Regions from separate parts of the Homo sapiens genome. Here region 1 is linked to region 2. Evidence: read pairs that join two places in POLR2A ChIA-PET (ENCODE). Cell type or tissue: A673. All regions are shown on one strand. Each heading gives the region's core, and the rest is flanking DNA. Links, peaks and the distances in the headings are about the cores only.

Region 1 (10,708 bases), core at 1-4,000, 600 kb after region 2:
CCTTTAACCTCCTTTCAACCTGTGGTTTTGCAGGCCAGGATTTTTTTTTTTCTTTTGTCATTGGTTAGTTATTTCCCCAAAATGATGGAGGGGAAGGATCAGGGTCTGTACTTCCAAATTGCCAAGGGTGTCCTCACAGGGGCTTTTTATAAGCGTCTGAGAAAGCTGCTCCCTTTGTGGTCCTTAGTGTGGATTTATAGCTTTTTTCTGGCATGGTTTTGGGAAAGAGTCAAGGATTTTGTCTGTCTTACGTAAGCCTCATTTTCCCATAGATAACTCCATCTGGCCAGCATAGTAGTTTTCCAGATTTACCCTTAGATGTTTCAAGGCAGTAAGGTCTCAGGATATATCAAGGGAAAACAATATTGGGTGATCACCAATTTACCAATTCCAGATTATACAAAAGAGGGACCATAAACATATTCTTGGTTTAAGTTAACTGAATAGGGATGAAGCTGTTTTCCTGATCCTAGGACTGTGAAGGATCTAGACCAAGTTAATCTAACTTAGGGATAAAAAACAAGACACAATTTTAGTGGAGTCATGTAGTGAAGACATAGAAGAAGTGGGTAACGGTGAAAGAGGCTAGACAGATCATAGATATAATAAGATTTTATCTGTATCTGAAACAAACGGAAAATAGCCCAAAGACTGAGCTTCGTAGTTACTTTCCCTGGCAGTGGAGGGGAAGTTAGAAGGAGGACAAGAAAATAAGAAATGAAAGGGTTTTTGTGCATACACATGTCCTCAGGGCCCATTTTGCTCTCTAGATCCTGCCAAGATTTTCCAAAATTGTTGTGGGTATGAGAAATCACAGATTCAGGATTAAGACTTTGTTGATTATGTGGAAAGGAAGGAAAAATACTAGCTGAAGGCTGGGGACATGCTAGTTTCCCAACACATAAAATTAATAGACTTTTTTTTTAATCACACAGAAATCCTTGTTCTAAAAAAAACCTTTTTTTTTTTTTTTTTGAGACAGGGTCTTGCTCTGTTGCCAAGGCTAGAGCAGTACAGTGGAGTGATCTCGGCTTACTGCAGCCTCCACCTTCCAGGCTCAAGTGATCCTCTGACGTCAGTCTTCCGAGTAGCTGGGACTACAGGCACACACCACCATACCCAGTTAATTCTTTTTTTTTTTTTTTGTAGCAATGGGGTTTTGCTAAGTTGCCCAACCTGGTCTCGAAATCCTGGATTCAATTGATCTGCCTGCCTTGGCCTCCTAAAAGTGCTGGGATTGCATGCCCCTGTGCCCGGCCCTGAATTTTTTTTTTTTTTTTTTTTTTTTTTTTTGAGATGGAGTCTCACTCTGTCACCCAGGCTGGAGTGCAGTGGCACGATCTCGGCTCACTGCAACCTCCGCCTCCCTGGTTCAAGCTATTCTCCTGCCTCAGCTTCCCGGGTAGCTAGGATTACAGGCACGTGCCACTGTGCCCAGCTTATTTTTGTATTTTTAGTAGAGACAGGGTTTCACCATGTTGGCCAGGATGGTCTCGATCTCCTGACCTTGTGATCCGTCCGCCTCGGCCTCTTAAAGTGCTGGGATTACAGGCGTGAGCCACTGCACCCGGCCCTGAATTTTTTTAAATTAACTTTTGTAGAGACAGGGTCTCACTCTGTCACCCAGGCTGGAGTGCAGTGGTGTGATTGTAGCTTATTACAGCCTTGAACTCTTGGGCTCAAGTGATCCTCCCACCTCAGCCTCCCAAGTAGCTAGGACTAGAAGTGTACACTACCATGCCTGGCTAATTTTTTTTTGGTACAGACAGGGTCTGACTATGTTGCTCAGGCTGGTCTTGAATTCCTGGCCTCAAGCAATCCTCCTGCCTTGGCCTCTCGAAGCGCTCTGAGATTATAGGGATTACAGGCATAAAGTACCGTGCCCAGCCTAAACTTTTTTTTTAACATGACTACAGGCTGGGCACAGTGGCTCACGCCTGTAATCCCAGCACTTTGGGAGGCCGAGGTAGGCAGATCACAAGGTCAAGAGATCGAGACCATCCTGGCCAACATGGTGAAACCCCGTCTCTACTAAAAGTACAAAAATTAGCTGGGCATGGTGGCGGGCGCCTGTCATCCCAGTTACTAGGGAGGCTGAGGCAGGAGAATCACTTAAACCTGGGAGGCAGAGATTGCAGTGAGCTGAGATCCTGTCATTGCAACTCCAGCAACAAGAGCAAAACTCCAAAAAAAAAAAAAGAGAAAAAAAAATGACTACAACTGAAGGCCTCTTGTGATTGTAAAGTAGAAGAAATTAGATCTCTGGATACTGAACAGGAGAAAGGAGATTAGACTTTGAAATCATAAATTAGCAAATTTCAAAAAGGGGCCTCCCTGTTTGCCCAGCAAAACATTAAGGATCTATTATTCTGTTGACATGTTAACTTTCTCTAATCTTTATGCTGTCTTTTACAGATGGGCTGATTTCTTTGTCATTCTAGAGCCTTAAAATATTCATACATTTTGATCTATTGATAAATTTCATCACTGGAGATTTATCTTATAGAAATAATTCCAAAGAAGGGAGAGCCTTCTATCATTCTACGGCTAGCAGTTCCCTGCTGTTCTGGGCTCTCTCTCCTTCCCTGGGCTGCTCCTACGTCACTATACTACTACCTTTACCATTCCATCATCAAGTGTATACATTACCCCACAGCACAAAAAGAACCGGCTAGAAAAGAACAGAACAGAATTGCAATGGCAGAATTGACAACTGGCTTACCATTTCAGCTGTTCAAGGCCTGACTGGTCTTCCTGCACTTCCTAGTAAGATGACTCACGGTACCATTACAGAATTATCTCACGCTAGGGTCAAACCTGATTTCTACCACCGAGTGTGTGGTAGAGGCATGTTTCTCAGAACCCAGAGCCAAGATAAGGAACAGTCTCCAATTCCCTGTTCTCTCCCCTCCCTCCTTCACCCTTCATTCCAGGCAAGTCTCCTAGGCAAGTGTGTCCCATCCTCATCCTCTTTTTTTTTTTTTTTTTTTTTTGAGGCAGGGTTTCACTGTCTCTGTTGCCCAGACTGGAGTACAGTGGTGTGATCATGACACACTGCAGACTCGACCTCCTGGGCTCAGGTGAGCCTCCTGCCCCAGCCTCCTGAACATCTGGGATTGCCAGTGTATGCCACCACTCCCTGCTAATTAAAAAAATTTTTTTGTTTTTTAGAGACAGGTTCTCACTATGTTGCCCAGGCTGGTCTCAAACTCCTGGACTTAACCTATCCTCCCGCCCTGGACTTCCAAAGTGCTGAGAGTACAGGTGTGAGCTGCCACACCTGACCTCTTGTTGGTTTAGTCTTTCCAAAGTTTTTTCCATGTGATTGACAGGGGCAAGGTCCATGCTTAAGAGTGAACTGTCCCAGATTTCCCATGGCTGTCACAGTTTTAACACTCAAAGTCCCATGTTCAGGGAAACTCCTCAGTCCTGGGCAAAACTAAGACTGGTTATCCTACTTCAGGGAAGCACCATCCTACCTCAGGGGAGTGGCTCCATGAGGAGAGTCCTACCAGAATTCAGTGATCAACAGTAAACACCATAATGAGTTCTTGAGTCTTAACATCAATATGAGGAACATCAGGGGTACAGCCCAGGATGATCTTCACTTCTGCTGGCCTTGTTTCTTTTTTACAGTTTTTCCTCTAGTGTGAGGAGATTCCCGCAAGGTTGATGGTTTCAACTCCTGATCTCTTGTGATCCACTCTTCAGTCTAAATAAACATTTCCATAAGAACATGCAGTAGTTTGCTGTCAAACTGAAGCTTAAATCCATATATATACATACATATTTGAAAAGAACAGTTCTCTAAAGGAAATTTATCTGTAAAGGTGCAACTCTGCCCATAGAATAAGCCACCCTTTCCATGGTCTCACAAAGCAGTCTAGACTCAGCGTTGCAAATATTTTCATTTTCAGATGATGATTTTAGATAAATCTTTGCCGAACTTTCAGGTGTTTTACTCAAAAGTCTCCAGCTTTTGAAAAAAGGAAAATGTCTAGAGCAGTGAAATTAGTTTTTTTTACTGCAATCAAGGTTTCAAAACAATGTAGTTGGCCGGGCGCAGTGGCTCAAGCCTGTAATCCCAGGACTTCGGGAAGCCGAGGTGGGTGGATCACGAGGTCAGGAGATCGAGACCATCCTGGCTAACACGGTGAAACCCCGTCTCTACTAAAAATACAAAAAAATTAGCCGGGCGTGGCCGGGCGCAGTGGCTCACCCCTGTAATCCCAGCACTTTGGGAGGCCGAGGCGGGCGGATCACAAGGTCAGAAGATCGAGACCACGGTGAAACCCCATCCCTACTAAAAATACAAAAAATTAACTGGGCGTGGTGGCGGACGCCTGTAGTCCCAGCTACTCGGGAGGCTGAGGCGGGAGAATGGCGTGAACCCGGGAGGCGGAGCTTGCAGTGAGTCGAGATCATGCCACTGCACTCCAGCCTGGGTGACAGAGCGAGAATCCTCAAAAAAAAAAAAAGCCGGGCGTGGTGGCGGGCGCATGTAGTCCCAGCTACTCGGGAGGCTGAGGCGGGAGAATGGCGTGAACACAGGAGCCAGAGGTTGCAGTGAGCCAAGATCGCTCCACTGCACTCCAGCCTGGGCGACAGAGCGAGAGTCCGTCTCAAAAAACAAAGAAACAAAAACAATGTAGTTATCTGAGTAAAATTTGAATGAGGGCTATAGCTATGCTCCACAAGCCTCTCCAAGAAGGAGAGTTTTCTTTCTTTCTTTTTTTTTTTTTTTGTAGTCCCGAGTAGCTGGGACTACAGGCTCCTGCCACCACGCTTGGCTAATTTTTTGTATTTTTAGTAGAGACGGGGTTCACCGCATTAGCCAGGATGGTCTCAATCTCCTGACCTCATGAACCGCCCGCCTCGGCCTCCCAAAGTGCTGGGATTACAGGCGTGAGCCACCGCGCCCGGCCTGGGCAGTATTTTCAAAGACTTAGAGGAGATTTTTGTAAAGTGCCAATACATTATTTAAAAAAGGCTAATACTGTAAGGATGTGCTCTTTGAGTTTAATTAAAGTCTTCAAAGGCTGGGACTTTTTTTTTTTTTTTTTTTTTTTTTTTTTTTTTTTTTTTTTTTTTTTTAGACGGAGTCTTGCTGTGTCGCCCAGGCTGGAGTGCAGTGGCACGATCTCTGCTCACTGCAACCTCCGCCTCCTGGGTTCAAGCGATTCTCCTGCCTCAGCCTCCCGAAAAGCTGGGATAACAGGCACCCGCCACCACGACCGGCTAATTTTTGTATTTTTAGTAGAGACGGGGTTTCACCATCTTGACCAGGCTGGTCTCAAACTCCTGACCTCGTGATCCACCTGCCTCGGCCTCCCAAAGTCCTGGGCTTACAGGCGTGAGCCACTGCGCCCGGCATTTAAAAAAAAAAAAATTTAAGATAGGGTCTTGCTCCATAGATCAGGCTGGAGTGCAATGGTGTGATCATGGCTCATCGCAGCCTCCACCTCCCGGGCTCAGGATATCCTTTCATCTTAGCTTCCCGAGTAGCTGGGCCTACAGGCGGGAGCCACCAGGCCCGGCTAACTTTTTGTATTTATTTATTTTTTTTTTATAGAGACTGGAGTCTCACCATGTTGCCCAGGCTGGTCTTGAACTCCAGGGCTCAAAGCAATCCACCAGCCTCGTCTCCTAAAGTGCTGGAATTATGGACGTGAGCCGCTGCGCCCGACAAACTGGGACTATCTTGTTTCCTTTTTACACCCTTCCTCTCTGAGTAGTGGGGAAGGGTGTAAACCTCCCTAGGAGCAGGTAAGGTAGACTATGATTGCTCACAATTGGTAACCATACTTGCAGTGATCTTTGTGATTTATTGAATCACATCTAGGATGTACATATTAATCCATATTTGTGCTGAGCATATTCATTTATCAACTAAGAGACTACAGAAAAAAGCCATTGTTGTGGTGATGAAAATGTCAACACTTTATCAGGTTCTGAACCCAAAGAGACTTTTGCTTATTATGTAAGAAGCACACCTGTGGCTCTAGGCCTTTGGAAGAAAATAAAAGAGAAAAGCAATCCGTGTGCTTTTTTTCCCCCTGCCTTAAGGTCAGGCTACATAATTCTGGGTTTTCCCAGCTTCTCTTGGTCATGCTTTGTGGGGACTAAACTGGAGCTTTTACGTAGACTGTTCATTTTGTTCCTCAGCTTGAATTCTCTCTCGTTTTCTGTCTCTATGATTTTTAATTCCCCTCACTGCTCTGTTAGGAAACTAAGGGTCAAATGAGGTTAACTAATTTGCTCAATTGGGATAAAGAGTGTTGGGAGTCCATAGAACAGTTGGGGGACTATAGTTACACAACAAGTGTTATTGCGCTATGATTTGATCTTCAACACATTCACGAGAAACTCCAGTTCTCTAAAGAACTTTAACAGCCGGCGACCCACAGAAAATGGCAGAAGTGCAGGCTCTTTTTTAACCCGTGGCTTATGATCTGGGTTTGTTTATTTACGCCTCAGACAGGAGCCGGACCTTGAGTAGGAGTTGAGCTGTTTTTCGGCGCTCGGCTGTGGTTCCTTGAACGATTGCTTGGGCGTTCCTCCTTTGATGTCTGGGGCGTTCTTGTATTCGGTGATCTTTTGCGCCGTCTTCTTGCTTGATGTCTCCTGAGCGGCGGCGGCGCCGGGTCGAGGGCTGAGTTGTCCGCGAGGCCCCGCGCTCAAGCCGCCTTCTCCTGCCGGTCGGTAGAACGGACCCCTTCCTTTATTCCTGTCTCCTCTTTCTTTTTCCCTGTGGCTCAGCCCGTTCGCTGGACTGCAAACCGAGCTCCCGTCTGCCTTGCAGGTAGGCCCAGGAGGAGCCTGGGAGGCCCAGCCCGGCATCCTTCCGCCGCGGGGTTGAGAAGACCTTGGCGCCGGCGGGTGGGCAGGCTGGCCGGCCGCCGTGACACTGCCAGAGGAGGGGCTACCGGACTGCGTTGAGGGGCGCGGCCGGAGGGGCAGCCCGGAACCGAGGGAGAAGCCGAAAGGAGGGAGAGTTGCTGGGGCTTCCCGGTGTGGTTCTTTAGGGAGGAGATGTTGGGTCTAGGGCACCCCCAGTGTGTGGCGAAAATGGCTTTCCAGGAACCGATAGAGCTTTGCGCACTTTGACCCTCCTTCCTTTCTCCTTTTCCCCCCACCCCGAAGTCTCCGGGTGTCATGCCTCAATTGCACTGGGGACCCCTACTGAGTCCAGCCTTTGAAGGGACCTTTGAGTAGGTGGAGGCTTATGGAACAAGGCCCTCTGGCTCTTCTGAGCGAAGTGTTATGTTCTCGCCTTTTTCTGGGTGGGTAAACTGAGGCTGATGTCTGGGACGTGACTTCCCCACATATCCCCAACAGATCATTAAATTCACTGTAAGTCACTTTTTGTCGTTTACCAATTCCCTTCCCCCCACTTACCAGTCAAGTTATGAAAACAGTGAGTTATTGTTTGATCGTCTGTGATCCCAATTTTCCTAGGAATATAGACTGTTAGGAATATAGATCCTGTCACAAGAGGCTTCAGAAGTAAAGGAACCATGTGGTTTCTTGGCTGTTTTGCTTTTCAAAGTCTGTATCATTTTAACTAGTGTAGCAATGACAGTTTCTTTTTGTTTCTTGATAACCTTGTTGTCTACTTTGTTTCCTGATAACCTTGTTGTCTACTTTGTTTCCTGATAACCTTGTTGTCTACATTGTTTCCTGGTTGATTTATCCTCCTTCTCCCCAGCCTCTTTGGAAATCTTATAACTATGGTGTTTGTGGTTAGAGGTTAGAGTCTAGTAGAGGATGGTCAAGACTTTGAAGGCAAACGCTTGTCCTGTGAGGGTCTGCTTTCTGGGGAGTATCCAATGGAAACCCAAGGAGTCTGTCTCTCTTTTTTCTTTTTTTTTTTTAAGACAGGCTAGCTCTGTCGCCCAAACTGGAGTGCAGTGGCGCGATCTTGGCTCACTGCAACCTCTGCCTCCCGGGTTCAAGCGATTCCCCTGCCTCAGACTCCCGAGTAGCTGGAAGTACCGGCGCGCGCCACCACACTCGGCTAATTTTTGTATTTGTAGTAAAGACGGGGTTTCATCATGTTGGCCAGGCTGGTCTTGAACTCCTGGCCTCAAGTGATTCGTCCACGTCGGCCTCTCAAAGTGCTGGAATTACAGGCATCCACCGCGCCCGCCCAGTTTTGTTGTATTTGATTAGTAGTTTGGTCACTGCACATACAAAAGCTAAAAAAGGCTGTGTGTAGAAATCATTCAAATATTGAGATATTTAAATGAAAGGTTAACGCTTTGGGAACTCCTTTGTGGTTCCCTTTTCCTTCCCAGCTTGGAAAGTCTGGGGACTAAGTCTGTTATTTTCATCGGATTCAGTACCATGATCCTAATTTGTGTCACTTCATTCTTGGAAAAAAAAAAATTCAGCCTGTCGGGCGCAGTGGCTCACTCCTGTAATCCCAGCACTTTGGGAGGCCAAGGCAGGTGGATCACCTGAGGTCGGAAATTCGAGACCAGCCTGACTAACGTGGAGAAACCTAAAAATTCAAAATTAGCCGGGCGTGGTGGCGCATGCCTGTAATCCCAGCTACTTGGGAGGCTGAGGCAGGAGAATCACTTGAACTCGGGAGGCGGAGGTTGCGGTGAGCCGAGATCACGCCGTTGCACTCCAGCCTAGGCAACAAGAGCGAAACTCCGTCTCAAAAAAAAAAAAAAAAAAAAATCAGTCTTGAGGTCATTCTGGGTTGGATAAGTTTCCAAAGTATGTAGAATCAGTAAGAGAGCGTTTTTTTGTGTGTGTGTTTTTTGAGACGGAGTCTTGCTTTGTCCCCCAGGCTGGAGTGCAGTGGTGCGATCTCGGCTCACTGCAAACTTCTCCGCCTCCCAGGTTCAAGCAATTCTCTGCCTCAGCCTCCTGAGTAGCTGGGATTACAGGCGTCGCCACCACGCCCAGCTAATTTATTGTATTTTTAGTAGAGATGGTGTTTTACCATCTCGGCCAGGCTGGTCTTAAACCCCTGACCTCGTGATCCACCTGCCTTGGCCTCCCAAAGTGCTGGGATTACAGGTATGAGCCACCGCGCCCGGCTAAGAGAGTGGTTTTAAGGGTGCAGAGATTCAGTTCCTAGTCCTTGAGTGGAAACTGTACAAGGCCACATTCTCCCACTATTTTAGTATTCTCATGTGAGTTTTGGAAAGATTACTGTTCCTTTAATTTTTTGTGTGAGGTCAGCAAGATTTAAATGAAGGGCCCTTAATCATAAGCAATTTCCTAGTTACACGACCTCAGTGCTCCCAGAAGGGGATTAATGAAGAGCCACCAGACTATCTTTATGGAGAATCTAGATTGGGAAGTTAAGCTAAGAATGTGCATTTTTGAAAAAGTTTTTATGGTAGAAGAGAATGTATATCAGAGGAAAGAATGTAGAGAAGAAAGCAACATTGTCCACTGGGAATTGATAAGTTCTGCGTAGAATTTAGAGTTATAAGGACTATCTCATTGGCTCCTAATGAATGCTAAATAACAAATGGAAATTGCTGTGAGTGTCATGAAGCAATCTTAGGAATATTTTATTATGTTTCTGCAGGAAATAATTGGCAGAGGCTTAAGTTGAATTGAGGCCAAGAAATTTGGTGGTGTTGATGGGAGGTTACAGGGATAGAGCTTATCAACTTAATCAACTTATCTCATGCTTTGTGATAGAAGTTCATTCAGCTTTTTTTCTTTTTGTTTTTCTTTTTTTTTTTTTTTGAGATGGAGTCTCACTCTGCCGCCCAGGCTTGAGTGCAGTGGCACGATCTCAGTTCACTGCAACCTCCACTTCCCGGATTGAAGCAATTCTCCTGCCTCAGCCCTCCTTGCGTAGCTGGGATTACAGGCGTGTGCCACCATGCCCGGCTAATTTTTTGTATTTTCACTCAGCTTTTAACTTACTTGGTTAAATCTTGTGGTGTTCTGTCAATGTTAGATTGGGTTCTCTGTTGACATTTCCTTTAAAAACTGGACGGGTTCAGAATGTGACTGAATTCTGTCTTTTAGTAAGAAAGTTCTTGGAGATGATTAAAGATTTGAACTTCTAGAACTTAAGCTGGAACAGAGTTATGTATATCACTTGAAAAAGATTAGTTTTGTATATCGTTAGAAAACAATTGATTATTTTTATTAATAAAGTAGTAATTTAATTTTTTTTTTTTCCTGAAGAGATGAGGTCTCCCTATGTTGCTCAGGCTGGACTCAAAACTCCTGGGCTCAAGTAGCCCTCCCCAATAGCTGGAACTACAGGTGCATGCACCTGGCTTACATTTTTTTAAATTAATTTTTTTTTTGAGATGGAGTCTTGCTCTGTCACCAGGCTGCAGGCAGTGGCGCAATCTTGGCTCACTGCAGCCTCTGCCTCCTGGGTTCAAGTGGACTACAGGTGCGCACCACCGCACCCAGCTAATTTTTTGTATTTTAGTAGAAATGGGGTTTCACCGTGTTGGCCAGGATGGTCTCTATCTCCTGACCTTGTGATCTGCCCACCTCGGCCTCCCAAAGTGCTGGGATTACAGGCATGAGCCACCTCGCTCGGCCATACATTTTTATACTGTATAATTTTCACAATATTTTCAATATGTGTTAGGAAACTTATAAAACTTTTGTTTTGATCATGTAGCTTTATGGTGCTTATTAATATCAAATCCAAACATTTTGGTCCTCAAGCATATTGGTGAATGTTGTCTGTTTAAGTTGACAATTTTTA
Region 2 (12,474 bases), core at 4,381-8,380:
CTCCAGCCCAGGCAACAGAGTGAGACTCTGTCTCAAAAAAAAAAAAAGAAAAGAAAAAAGAAAGCAAAAATGACGTCCAGATGTTTAGCTACCTGGAAATACCATTTATTGAGATGAGGTAAACTGTGAAAGAGACAGAAAAAGAAGGAAAGATCAAGAGTTCACCTTTGGACACATTGGATTTGAGATGCTGATGAGATGTCTGGGAGGATTTGTCAAGAAGGCAGGGTCATGCACTATTCTGGACATCACCAATGAACCCGAGTCCCAGGAAAAGGTATAGGAACCCTGCTCCTCAGCCTTGCAATGGGAGCTCTGTGCCCAAGGTGAGGTTGGACCAGGGTGGAGAAGGGGGAGGATGGGAACTCATGCGTAAGTTGCGTCTGTGGTACACCTGGCATTCCGCTCAGCACTCTGTCACCATGGCCTCACAACAACCTGGCAGAGTAGGACTTACTCTTCCCGTTTTACAAAGGAGGAGACTGAAAATCAGAGAGGTGCTAAGATTTGCAGAGGGACACAGCTAAGAACTGGGAAAGTGAGGACCGGTTGGTAACACTGAGCACCACAGCAGAGACCAGGTGTATTCGTTTCCCAGGGTGGCTGTAACCAGTTACTGTAAATGAGTGGCTTCAAATGACAGAAATATATTCTCTCACAGTTCTGGAGGCCAGAAATCCAAAATTAAAGTGTTGGCAGGGCCACACTCCCCAGGCTCCGGGGTAAAATTTTTTTTTTTTTTTTTTTTGAGATGGAGTCTTGTTCTGTCATCTAGGCTGGAGTGCAGTGGCATGATCACAGCTGACTGAAGCCTCAAATTCAAGGGATCCTCCTTCTTCAGCGTCCCCAGTAGCTGAGAGTACAGGTATGCACTGCCATGCCTGGCTAATTTTTTTTTTTTTAGTTTTTGTAGAGATGTTAACCAGGATGGTCTTGAACTTCCTGGCCTCAAGTGATCCTCCAGCCTCAGCCTCCTAAAGTGCTGGGATTACAGGCATGAGCCACTGCACCAAGCCTCGAATCTTTCCTTGCCTTTCTCCTAGCTTTTGTGGCTGCCAGCAATCTTTAGCATCCCTTGGTTTACAGCCTGTCATTCCAATCTCTGCCTCCATTTTCCCAGGATCTTCTCCTCTGTGCATCTATTTCTCTGTATCTGACCTCCTTCTCCTTCGCTCTTTTGTTTGTTTTTAGAGATGGGGTCTCACTGTGTTGCCCAGGCTGGTCTCGAACTCCTGGGCTCAAGAGATCCTCCCACCTCAGCCTCCCAAGTAACTGGCAAAATAGGCATGGGCCACCACGCTGGCTTGCCTTACTCTTTTTGGTATGTGCTTCACTTTTTTTTTTTTTTTTTTTTTTTGAGACAAAGTCTTGCTCTGTCGCCCAGGTTGGAGTGCAGTGGTACGATCTTGGCTCACTGCAACCTCTGCTCCCTGGGTTCAAGCAATTCTTGTGCCTCAGCCTCCTGAGTGGCTGGGATTATAGGTGTGCACCACCATAACCAGCTAATTTTTGTATTTTTAGTAGAGACAGGGTTTCAGCATGTTAACCAGGCTGGTCTCGAACTCCTGGGGTCAAGTGATCCGCCTGCCTCAGCCTCCCAAAGTGCTGGGATTACAAGTGTGAGCCACCACACCTGGCCAATGTGCCTTACTCTTATTAGGACACTTGCCATTGGATTTAAGTCCTACCTGGATAATCCTGGATGATCACCTCACTTAAAAATTCCGAATTAGGTTAGGTGCAGTGCCTCAAGCCTGTGATCCCAGCACTTTGGGAAGCTGAGATGGGTAGATCTCTTGAGCCCAGGAATTGGAGACTGGCCTGGGCAACACAGTGACATACTGTCTCTACAAAAATATAAAAATTAGCTGGGTGTGATGGCATGTGGCCGTAGTTTTAGCTACTCAGGAGGCTGAGGTAGGAGGATCCATTGAGCTCAGAAGTTCAAGGTTGCAGTGAGCCATGTTCACGCCACTGCACTCCAGCCTGGGTGACAGATTGAGATCCTGTCTCAAACAAACCTTTTTTTTTTTTTTTTTTTTTTTGAGATGGAGTCTCGCTCTGTCCAGCCCAGGCTGGAGTGCAGTGGCGCAATCTCGGTTTACTGCAACCTCCAACTCCCGGGTTCCAGGAATTTTCCTGCCTCAGCCTCCCGAGTAGCTGGGTTACAGGCGCCCACCACCACACCCGGCTAATTTTTGTATTTTTAGTAGCAACAGGGTTTCATCATGTTGGGCAGACTGGCCTGGAACTCCTGACCTCAGGTGATCCCCCCACCTTGGCCTTCCAAAGTGCTGAGATTACAGGCATGAGCCACTGCACCTGCCAAAAACAAACCTTTAATTATATCCAAAAAGATCATTTTTCCACATAGAATAACATCCACAGGTTCTGGGGATTAGGATATGGACGTATCTTTTTAGGGACTACAGTCAACCCAGCTAGAGGAGCTAGAGGAGGCTGCAGCTGTTAGCCTTGGAAATCTTATAAAATGCTTCCTGAGCTTAAAAAGTAGGTAGCTTTTCCTACTTTTTCTTCATCCAGTTTCACAAATATGCCTCCTTGCAGGATGACCCAGCAGCTTAAATGCTGCCAACCCAAGTGTGGCTTGGTCTTCTAGACTGTGTATAATTATGACAAAACCCTCAGATTCTGAGTCCTTATGACACAGGGATAGTCAAGTATGAAGGGGAGGCCGGGCGCAGTGGCCCACGCCTGTAATCCCAGCACTTTGGGAGGCCGAGGCGGGTGGATCACTTGAGGTCGGGAGCCCGAGACCAGCCTGGCCAACATGGTGAAACCCCCTCTCTACTAAAAATACAAAATTACCTGGACGTGGTGGTGCATACTTGTAATCCCAGCTACTCAGGAGGCTGAGGCAGGAGAATTGCTTGAACCTGGGAGGCGGAGGTTGTGGTTGAGCCGAGATCGTGCCACTGCATTCCAGCCTGGGCAACAAGGGCAAAACTCTGTCTCAAAAAAAAAAAAAAGTCTTTGGGGATGTGCACTCACAATTTGGAGCACAGGGGAGGACGTGTGTGGATTTGTACAAAGACACCGCCCCACTGGGCCATGGGCTTCACCAACAAGAACCACAGCTACCCAGGTAGCTTGCCACCTTCCTCCCCATAGAGAAACTAAGCTGGGGTTTCTTGAGCAAGTTTTTTGTCATAGCGACAGGAGCCAACACAGGGCAGTGGAAAGGAGGGTGGAAAGAGGGAAATGTAAAGGAATGTAAATGTAGTTCTCCCAGCTCTGCTCACATGTGACTCATCCACCCATAGGGAACTAGCTTGGCTGTAACACAGACAGAATCATTTTTATTTCTGCCACTTGGGATTTTTGCCATCCTTGGAAGAGGGCTTTGGCATGAGAACAGTGAGAGGAAGGATCTACCAGAACTCAAAACCCTGGTTTCTGATTCTGGAGTTCCAGTTCTTTCTATGACGGTTTTCTAACCAGTGAGGACTTCTGAGAACAGCAAAGGGCTTCTTCACCATCATCATGAGACCTTATCAGTAACTAACATATCACCAGGAGATTATATCACAATGTCTGTTTGCAGAACACTTTACAGTTTACACATTTCACATATATTATTTCAGCACTCTGGCGATTGCTGTGCAAATCTGGCTGCCTAGAGAAGTTACCTGGCATTCTGTACATATGGTATTTTATGACATGATATTGATTTAGTGTGTGGATGGTGTCTCATCCCCCATATATAAAGACAGAGGTGAGGCTTGGGTTTGGTTTTTCTTTTTTTTTTTGGACAGGGTTTCTGTCACCCAGGCTGGAGTGTAGTAGTTCGATCTCAGCTCATTGGAGCCTCAACTTCCTGGGCATCGATCCTCCCACCTTAGCCTCCCAAGCAGTTGGAACTACAGGCGCAGACCACCACGCTGGGCTAATTTTTTTTTTTTTTTTTTTTGAGACAGCGCCTCACTCTGTCACCCAGGCTGGAGTGCAGTGGCGCGATCTCGGCTCACTGCAACCTCCGCCTCCTGGGTTCAAGCAATTCTCCTGCCTCAGCCTCCTGAGTAGCTGGGATTACTGGCACACCACCACGCCCGATTAATTGTTGTATTTTTAGTAGAGACAGGGTTTCACCATATTGGCCAGGCTGGTCTCGAACTCCTGACCTCAAGGGATCCACTCGTCTCGGCCTCCCAAAGTGCTGGGATTACAGCATGTGACACCATGCCCGCTTGAGGCTTGAGTGTGTGTGTGTGTGTTTTGTTTTGTTTTTTTGGTATTTATGAAGCTATTTGACACTTCCATCACTATCCAAATTTATATATATATGTATGTATAGTTGTTGTTTTTGTTTTGTTTGAGACGGTATTACTGTGTCGCCCAGGCTGGAGTGCAGGGACTCAATCTCGGCCCACTGCAACCTTTGCCTCCTGGGTTCAAGCAATTCTGCCCCAGCCAACTGTGTAGCTGGGACTACAGGCACATGCCCCCATGCCCAGCTAATTTTTGTGTTGTTGTTTTTTTGTTTGTTTGTTTTTTGTTTGGTTCTTTTTTTTTGTTTTATTTTGTTTTGTTTTTTGAGACAGAGTCTCACTCTGTCGCCCAGGCTGGAGTGCAGTGGCACAGTCTCGGCTCACTGCAACTTCTGCTTCCCGGGTTCAAGTGATTCTCCTGCCTCAGTCTTGCGAGTAGCTGGGATTGCAGGCGCTCACCACCATGCCTGGCTAATTTTTGTATTTTTAATAGGGACGGGGTTTCACCGTTTTGGCCAGGCTGGTCTTGAACTCCTGATCTCGGGTGATCCGCCCGCTTTGGCCTCCCAAAGTGCTGGGATTCCAGGCATGAGCCACTGTGCCCAGCCTAATTTTTGTATTTTTAATGGAGACGGGGTTTCACCATGTTGGTCAGGCTGGTCTCAAACTCCTCACCTCAAGTGATCTGCCCACCTCAGCCTCTCAAAGTGCTGTGATTACAGCCATCAGCCACCGCGTCCAGGCCCAAAATTGTATTTTTGACACTGATTGCTGCTCCCAGAGTGTGGGACTCCTGCCTTCATTCAGCACTGTTATGGATTTGCTCCTGTTAGGGCATTTAAATATGTGTTGGAGATGCCAAGCAGCAAGGACTCTGGATGCCTGTATTCAGTCTGTTTCCAAGCCTTGAGGAGGAATTTAATCTTCAGTTTGCTGCAAGTTCTGCAGAATCCTTGAGGCTGTTATTTGCAAACCACTGGATGCAGTGACTGTGTGGAAAGCTCACACACATCCATGTGGATTATTGATGATTTTGCAGACTCAGCAAAACATTTGGATCCACAGACCACTTGAACAGAATCAGAGTCGTGTATTAGCCTTCACCAGGAAAACGCATCCCACTAGATGGAAATTTCCCAGAGGGAGCCTAGAGTTGAAAGCTTCTGCTGCTTTTACAGCAAGTCACGAAATCCACAGGTCCCAAAACTGGAAGGGATCCGAGGGACCGTCTAATCCTTCCCCTTTCATTTTAGGATGAGGAAGCTAAAGCCTAGAAAACTGAAAGGATGAACCCAAAATCCCATAGCCCAAGTCCAATGCTCTTTCCACTGTGCTACATTATCTGTTCTAGAAAACACCCCAATAAAGCCAAATATTGTTTTGCAGATCAAAGAAACTGGCATTATTCAGGGTCATGCTCATGGTCTGTCCAGCTTCCAGTGTGAACCTGAGACCTTGGTTTGCTATCCCCAGCAGCTTTTCAGTGAGTTGCCTTGTGATGCCTTATGTCAAAGTAGTGTTACAGACAGGAGCAAAACGTCTGTAAACAGGGCTTCATGACACGGCCTCTCCATGGCAAGAAAGCAGAGCAGGGCCACTCCATCCTCCTCACTGTCAGATTAGCAGCATCAAAAAGTAGGTGTTAGGTCAGGCATGGTGGCTCACACCTGTAATTCCAGCACTTTGGGAAGCCAAGGCGGGAGGATCGCTTGAGCTCAGGAGTTGGAGACCAGCCTGGGCAACATAGCAAAACTCTGTCTCTACAACAACTACAAAAATCAACTGGGTGTGGTGGCACACGCCTGTGGTCCCAGCTACTGGGAGGCTGAGGTGGGAGGATCACCAGAGCCCAACAGGTTGAGGCTTCAGTGAGCTATGATCATGCCACTGCACTCCAGCCTGCAGCCTGGGCAACAAAGTGAGACCTTGTCTCAAAAAAAAAGTATTAAAGTTTTTTGTCCACCCTGCATCTGGGGGCTCATCAGATGGGAATGAATGACTTTAAGCCCCTAGGAAGTGGTTTTGCTATGTAGCAAAGGGAGCCGAAGTAAAACCTGGGGTTAGTTAAGATGCCTCAAAGCACAGCCTGAAACAAAGCGCTTTACTGGAGTGTGCAAGGCAGGTCTCCACTGCTCGAACATGGTTCTTTTGTTGTTTTTTTTTTTGAGATGGTCTCCCTCTGTTGCCCAGGCTGGAGTCCAGTGGTGCGATCTTGGCTCACTGTAACCACTGCCTCCCAGGTTCAAGTGATTCTCCTGCCTCAGCCTCCCAAGTAGCTGGGACTACAGGTTCACCACACCTAAGTTTTGTATTTTTAGTAGAGATGGGGCGTCATCATGTTGGCCAGGCTGGTCTCAAACTCCTGACGTCCAGTGATCCACCCATCTTGGCCTCCCAAAGTGCCAGGATTACAGGCATGAGCCACCGTGCCTGGCCCGCACATGGTTCTTTCTATCCACCATGGAAAACCTCTCAAATCCTAAAAATGCATTCTGGGAAAATGTGGCATTAAGCAGGACATTTGCCTTGCTCATAAATCCATTATAGCTAGAGGCGGCCTCCCTGCCCATGCATTTCCTGCTGCCTCTGCCTGGAGCACCCTCCCCCTCCCCCTCGATCAATCTCAAGATTCAGCTTAAGTGTCACCTTCTTTGGGAAGACTTCCTTGACACTATCTTTTCCTTTTTCTTTCTTTCTTTTCTTTTCTTTTCTTTTCTTTTTTTTTTTGAGGCAGGGTCTCTCTCTGTTGCCCAGGCTGGAGTGCAGTGGCATAATTGCAGCTCACTACAGCCTTGAACTCAAGTGGTCCCTCCACATCAGCCTCCCCAGTAGCTGAAACTACAGGTGCAAGCCACCATGCCCCAGTATTTTTTTGTTTTGTTTTTTTGTTTTGTTCTAGAGTCATGGTCTTGCTATGTTGCCCAGGCTGGTCTTGAACTCCTGGCCTCAAGTGATCCTCCTGCCTTACCCTCCCAAAGTGCTGGGATTGCAAAGTGCTGGGATTACAGGTGTGAGTCACCACGCCCGGCCAACACTGTTCATTCTTTTTATTTATTTATTTTTTTGAGACGGAGTTTCGCTCTTGTTGCCCAGGCTGGAGTGCAATGGCGCAATCTCGGCTCACAGCAACCTCCACCTCCCGGGTTCAAGCCATTCTCCTGCCTCAGCCTCCAGAGTAGATGGGATTACAGGCATGTGCCACCACACCCAGCTAATTTTGTATTTTTAGTAGAGACAGGGTTTCTCCATGCTGGTCAGGCTGGTCTTGAACTCCAGACCTCAGGTGATCTGCCTGCCTCGGCCTCCCAAAGTGCTGGAATTACAGGCATGAGCCACCGTGCCCAGCCAACACTGTTCATTCTTTACCCCATCCTAAGCTGACTTAAAGTGCCCCTTTTCTGTGCCCCCCCTCCCTCCATGCCTCTTCTCTCAGCAAGCTTATCGCGTTCCATTGTAGTTGTAGGTTTACTTGTCTCCCACTCTTAGAAGAGACAGTCCATTGGGAGCAAAGAGTATTTTCCATTTCAGCATTTCTTTTTTGTTTTTGTTTTTTTTAAGACAGGCGTCTAGGCCGGGCACAGTGGCTTACACCTGTAATCCTAGCACTTTGGGAGGCCAAGGTGGGCAGATTGCTTGAGCCCAGGCGTTTGAGACCCGCCTGGGCAACTTGGTGAGACTCTGTCTCTACAACAATAACAACAACAACAACAACTTAGCTGGGCATATGCAAGCCTGTAGTCCCAGTTACTCAGGAGGCTGACAGGGGACAATTACTTGAGCCTGGAAGGTGGAGGTTGCAGTGAGCCGAGATCGCACCACTGCATCCCAGTCTGGGTGACAGAATGAGACCTTGTCTCGCAGGAAAAAATAAAATAAAAAGACAGGAGTCTGGCTCTGTCACCCAGGCTGGAGTGCAGTGGCATGATCATAGCTCACTGTAATCTTGAATTCCTGGCTCCAGTGATCCTCCTGCCTCAGCCTCTCAAAGGGCTGGGATTACAGGCATGAGCCACCACGCCTGGCTGAGCGTTCCCTTTGAAACAGTGAGGAGGAGAGTAGATTTTAAATAAATGTCAGTATAATTAATGATTCTTCTGCCTGCCATCCAATCACCCCCTTTATCTGGCCCCTCTTACCTTTTTTTTTTTAGACAGACTCTCACTCTGTCGCCCAGGCTGGAGTGCAGTGGTGCGATCTGGGCTCACTGCAACCACCAACTCCTGGGTTCAAGCAATTCTCCTGCCTCAGCCTCCCAAAGTAGCTGGGACTACAGGCACGTGCCACCACGCCCAGCTAATTTTTTTGTATTTTTAGTAGAGACGGGGTTTCACAGTGTTAGCCAGGATGGTCTCCATCTCCTGACCTCGTGATCCACCTGCCTCAGCCTCCCAAAGAAGTGCTGGGATTACAGGCATGAACCACTGCGCCCAGCCTTTTTTTTCCTTTTTTGAGACAGAGTCTGGCCCTGTCACCCAGGGTGGAGTGCAGTGGTATGACCTCGGTTCACTGCAACCTCCACCTTCCAGGTTTAAGCAATTCTCCTGCCTCAGCCTCCCGAGTAGCTGGGACTACAGGTGTGCGCCACCATGCCTGGCTAATTTTTGTATTTTTAGTAGAGACAGGGTTTTTCCATGTTGGCCATTCTGGTCTTGAACTCCTGACTTCAGGTGATTTGCCTGCCTCAGTCTCCCAAAGTGCTGGGATTACAGGCGTGAGCCACTGTACCTGGCCTCCTCTTACATTTTTTAAAGGAAATAGAGGCAAGAGAGGCCTCACTATGTTGCCTAGGCTGGCCTCAAACTCCTGGGCTCAAGTGACTTTCCTGCCTCATCCTCCTGAGTAGCTGGGGCTCCAGGCACACGCTACTGTGCCCAGCCAGCCCCTCTGACTCTTGAAAGATCTTCAATATGAGGATCTCTTCAAACTGCCTCCTATCCTACCAATAAACGTCACTGTTCCCAGCCAGCCACCACCAGGAACACACCTGTAGCTGAAATTTGGGTTTATTGCTGTTTGCAGTGGAGAATGTGTACTGGGGGAATGACGGGACATCTGTCTAAGAGGGTGTTAGAAAGGACTTATTATAGGATTTGACTTGCGTTGGGTGATTTGGAGAAGAGTCGAAGAAACAGGGCTTTGCTTTAAATTGGAGGCTGTCAGGAAGTGGGGGTAATGCTATAATTTTTTGTTGTTGTTGTTGTTGTTGGGACAGAATTTTGCCCTTGTTGCCCAGGCTGGAGTGCAGTGGCACGATCTCGGCTCACTGCAACATCCGCCTCCCGGGTTTAAGCAATTCTCCTGCCTCAGCCTCCTGAGTAGCTGGGATTACAGGCATGCGCCACCATACCCAGCTAAATTTTTGTATTTTTAGTAGAGACAGGGTTTCTCCATGTTGGCCAGGCTGGTCTCGAACTCCTGACCCCAGGTGATCCGCCCGCCCCGGCCTCCCAAGGTGCTGGGATTACAGGCATGAGCCATGGTGCCTGCCCCTTAAGATTGGTTATTGAAGTGGTTCAGAGCATGCCACCCCAAAATATGCCACTTTAGCATACTGATTATATATTGGGCTGAAGGCACAAGAGAAACAGCAGATACAGGAAAGGATCTCTGACCTCTCCCTTTCTACCTAAAAGAGGTCATAAAATTTCCCATAGGAAAGTTTCCTTACCTAAACCAGGAAGAGACTGAGAACCCATGCCCAAATGGATCTGTACAAACAAACCTACTAAAATAAGCCTTATCTTCCATTACTTTCCTCCATCTATTTCCTAGTCACTGTCTCACAATTTACTGCCCCTAGTTCAAGCCTCTTTGTCTTGTCACATCCCCACTGTGCCCAGTTGTGAACAATTGACTGTTCTTTTTTCTTTTTTTTTTTTTTTTGAGACAGTCTCCCTCTGTCACCCAGTCTGGAGTGCAGTGGCACAATCTTGGCTCACTGCAACCTCTGCCTCCCGGGTTCAAGCGAGTCTCCTGCCTCAGCCTCCCAAGTAGCTGGGATTACAGGCACATGCCATCATGCCCGGCTAATTTTTGTATTTTTGTAGACACCAGGTTTCACCATGTTGGCCAGGCTGGTCTTGAACTCCTGACCTCAGGTGATCTGCCCCCTCGCCTCCCAAAGTGCTGGGATTACAGATGTGAGACACGGTGCCTGGCCCACAATTGATTGTTCTTTGTGTAAAAAGGTAAGGGTATATAAGCTTTTGAGCCTAACAGCTTCTTTGGGTCTTCATTTTCTTTCTGAAGTCTCCCATGTACACGCAAAAATATTAAATAAAATTTGTATGCCTGGTTGGCCATGGTGGCTCACACTTGTAATCCCAGCACTTTGGGAGGCTGAGGCGGGCAGATCACGAGATCAGGAGATCAAGACCATCCTGGCCAACACAGTGAAACCCGGTTTCTACTAAAAATACAAAAAATTAGCCCGGCGTGGTGACGCTCTCCTGTAGTCCCAGCTACTCAGGAGGCTGAGGCACGAGAATCGCTCAAACCTGGGAGGCAGAGGTTGCAGTGAGCCGATATGACGCCACTGCACTCCAGCCTGGGCGACAGAGCAAGACTCCATCTAAAAAAAAAAAAAAATTGTATGCCTTTCTTCTGTATATTTGTCTTACATCAGGTTTTTTTTTTTCCTCTTTTCTTTCTTTCTTTTTTTTTTTTTTTTAAGACAGGGTCTCAGTCTCCCAGGCTGGAATGCCATGGCACAGTCAGCTCACTGCTGCCTCAGCCTTCCAGGCTCAAATGATCCTCCCACCTCAGCCTCCCAAATATCTGGGACCACAGGCTTGTGCCACCATCGGCTAATTTTTAAATTATTTTTGTGGAGATAAGGTCTCACTATGTTGCCCAGCTAGTCTTGAACTCCTAGGCTCAAGCCTCCCGCCTCAGCCTCCCAAAGTGCTGGGATTACAGGTATGAGCCACCACACATGGCCAGTTTAATTCTTTTTTTTTTTTTTGAGACGGAGTCTCACTCTGTCACCCAGGCTGGAGTGCAGTAGTGCAATCTCGGCTCACTGCAACCTCCGCCTCCTGGGTTCGAGCAATACTCCTGTCTCCACCTCCTGAGTAGCTGGAATTACAGGCACGCCCCACCACGCCTGGCTAATTTTTGTTTTCACGATGTTGGCCAGGCTGGTCTCGAACTCCTGACCTCAGGTGATCCACCCGCCTCAGCCTCCCAAAGTGCTGGGATTACAAGCATGAGCCACCGTGCCTGGCCCAGCCAGTTTAATTCTTACACTCAGCTACAGAACCTAAGAGGGTAAAAGGAAGTTTTTTTGTCCTCCCGCATCCTGTACCTTAATTAATGTTATCTATAAGGTGGGAGGAAAGAAGCAAAACTAAAGTTGTGATTGGCAAAGCAGCTGCAGTGAATCACATTGGCTAAAATAGGGAGATATTTGGTCATTTTTGTGTTTTGGACCATGTTCATATTTTTGCCTGTGTTCTGACATGAGTGATGATTTTTTTTGTTTGTTTGTTTGTTTTTTGAGACAGAGTCTTGCTTTGTCGCCCAGGCTGGTGTGCAACGGTGCAATCTCAGCTCACTGCAACCTCCGCCTCCCCGGTTCAAGTGATTCTCCTGCCTCAGCCTCCTGAGTAGCTGGGATTACACCCGACCTCAGGTGATCCAGCCACCTCGGCCTCCCAAAGTGTTGGGATTACAGGCTAATTTTTTTATTTTTAGTAGAGACGGGGTTTCACCATGTTGGTCAGGCTGGTGTCAAACTCCTGACCTCAGGTGATCCGCCCTCCTTGGCCTCCCAAAGTGCTGAGATTACAGGCATGAGCCACCTTGCCCGGCCCCATGCATATCTCATACCTCCATGGCTGCCACCCTGTTCATCTTCTGTGGTCATCTGACCCCGTACCATCTACCGCAGATACTTCTTAATTGGATTTCCCTGCTTTTTCTCTCTTTCTAATCCATGAGTCAGGCCAGTTTTTGTGTAAGGGGCAGATAGTAAATATTTTAGGCTGTCTGAGCCATATGATTTCTGTCGCACCTACGGTACTAACTCTACCATTGTGGTGTGAAAACAGCCAAAGGCAATTTATAAATAAATGAGTGTGGCTGTGTTCCAATCCAACTTTATTTGTAGATGCCAAAATTTGAATTTCCTATAACCTTTGTGCGTCACAAAATAGTCTTCTTTTTATTATTTTTTTCATCAATTTAAAACGGTAAAAACCGGCCCAGTGCAATGGCTCACGCCTGAAATCCCAACACTTTGGGG

Evidence for each region. Peaks named below come from ENCODE experiments on the same cell type or tissue, not always from the same donor. Only the 100,000 strongest peaks of a DNase experiment are listed, where the experiment ranks them.
Region 1: POLR2A ChIA-PET joins it to region 2 with 6 read pairs; 2 of 35 experiments call an interaction of 5 or more read pairs at or near these places.

Annotation. Positions count from the first base shown.
Region 1 is chr11:46,589,922-46,600,629 of GRCh38, reverse strand. It overlaps AMBRA1 (autophagy and beclin 1 regulator 1), which reads left to right and starts at 6,607. Exons shown (of 18, transcript NM_001387011.1): 1 at 6,607-6,802. RefSeq lists enhancers at 6,423-6,852, 6,355-6,855. In A673, for the core only: no CTCF peak of the experiment used is centred there; no DNase peak of the experiment used is centred there.
Region 2 is chr11:47,195,563-47,208,036 of GRCh38, reverse strand. No RefSeq gene overlaps it. Among named protein-coding and RNA genes, the nearest start is that of DDB2, 13 kb to the left of the region's middle. In A673, for the core only: no CTCF peak of the experiment used is centred there; a DNase peak (open chromatin) is centred at 6,816.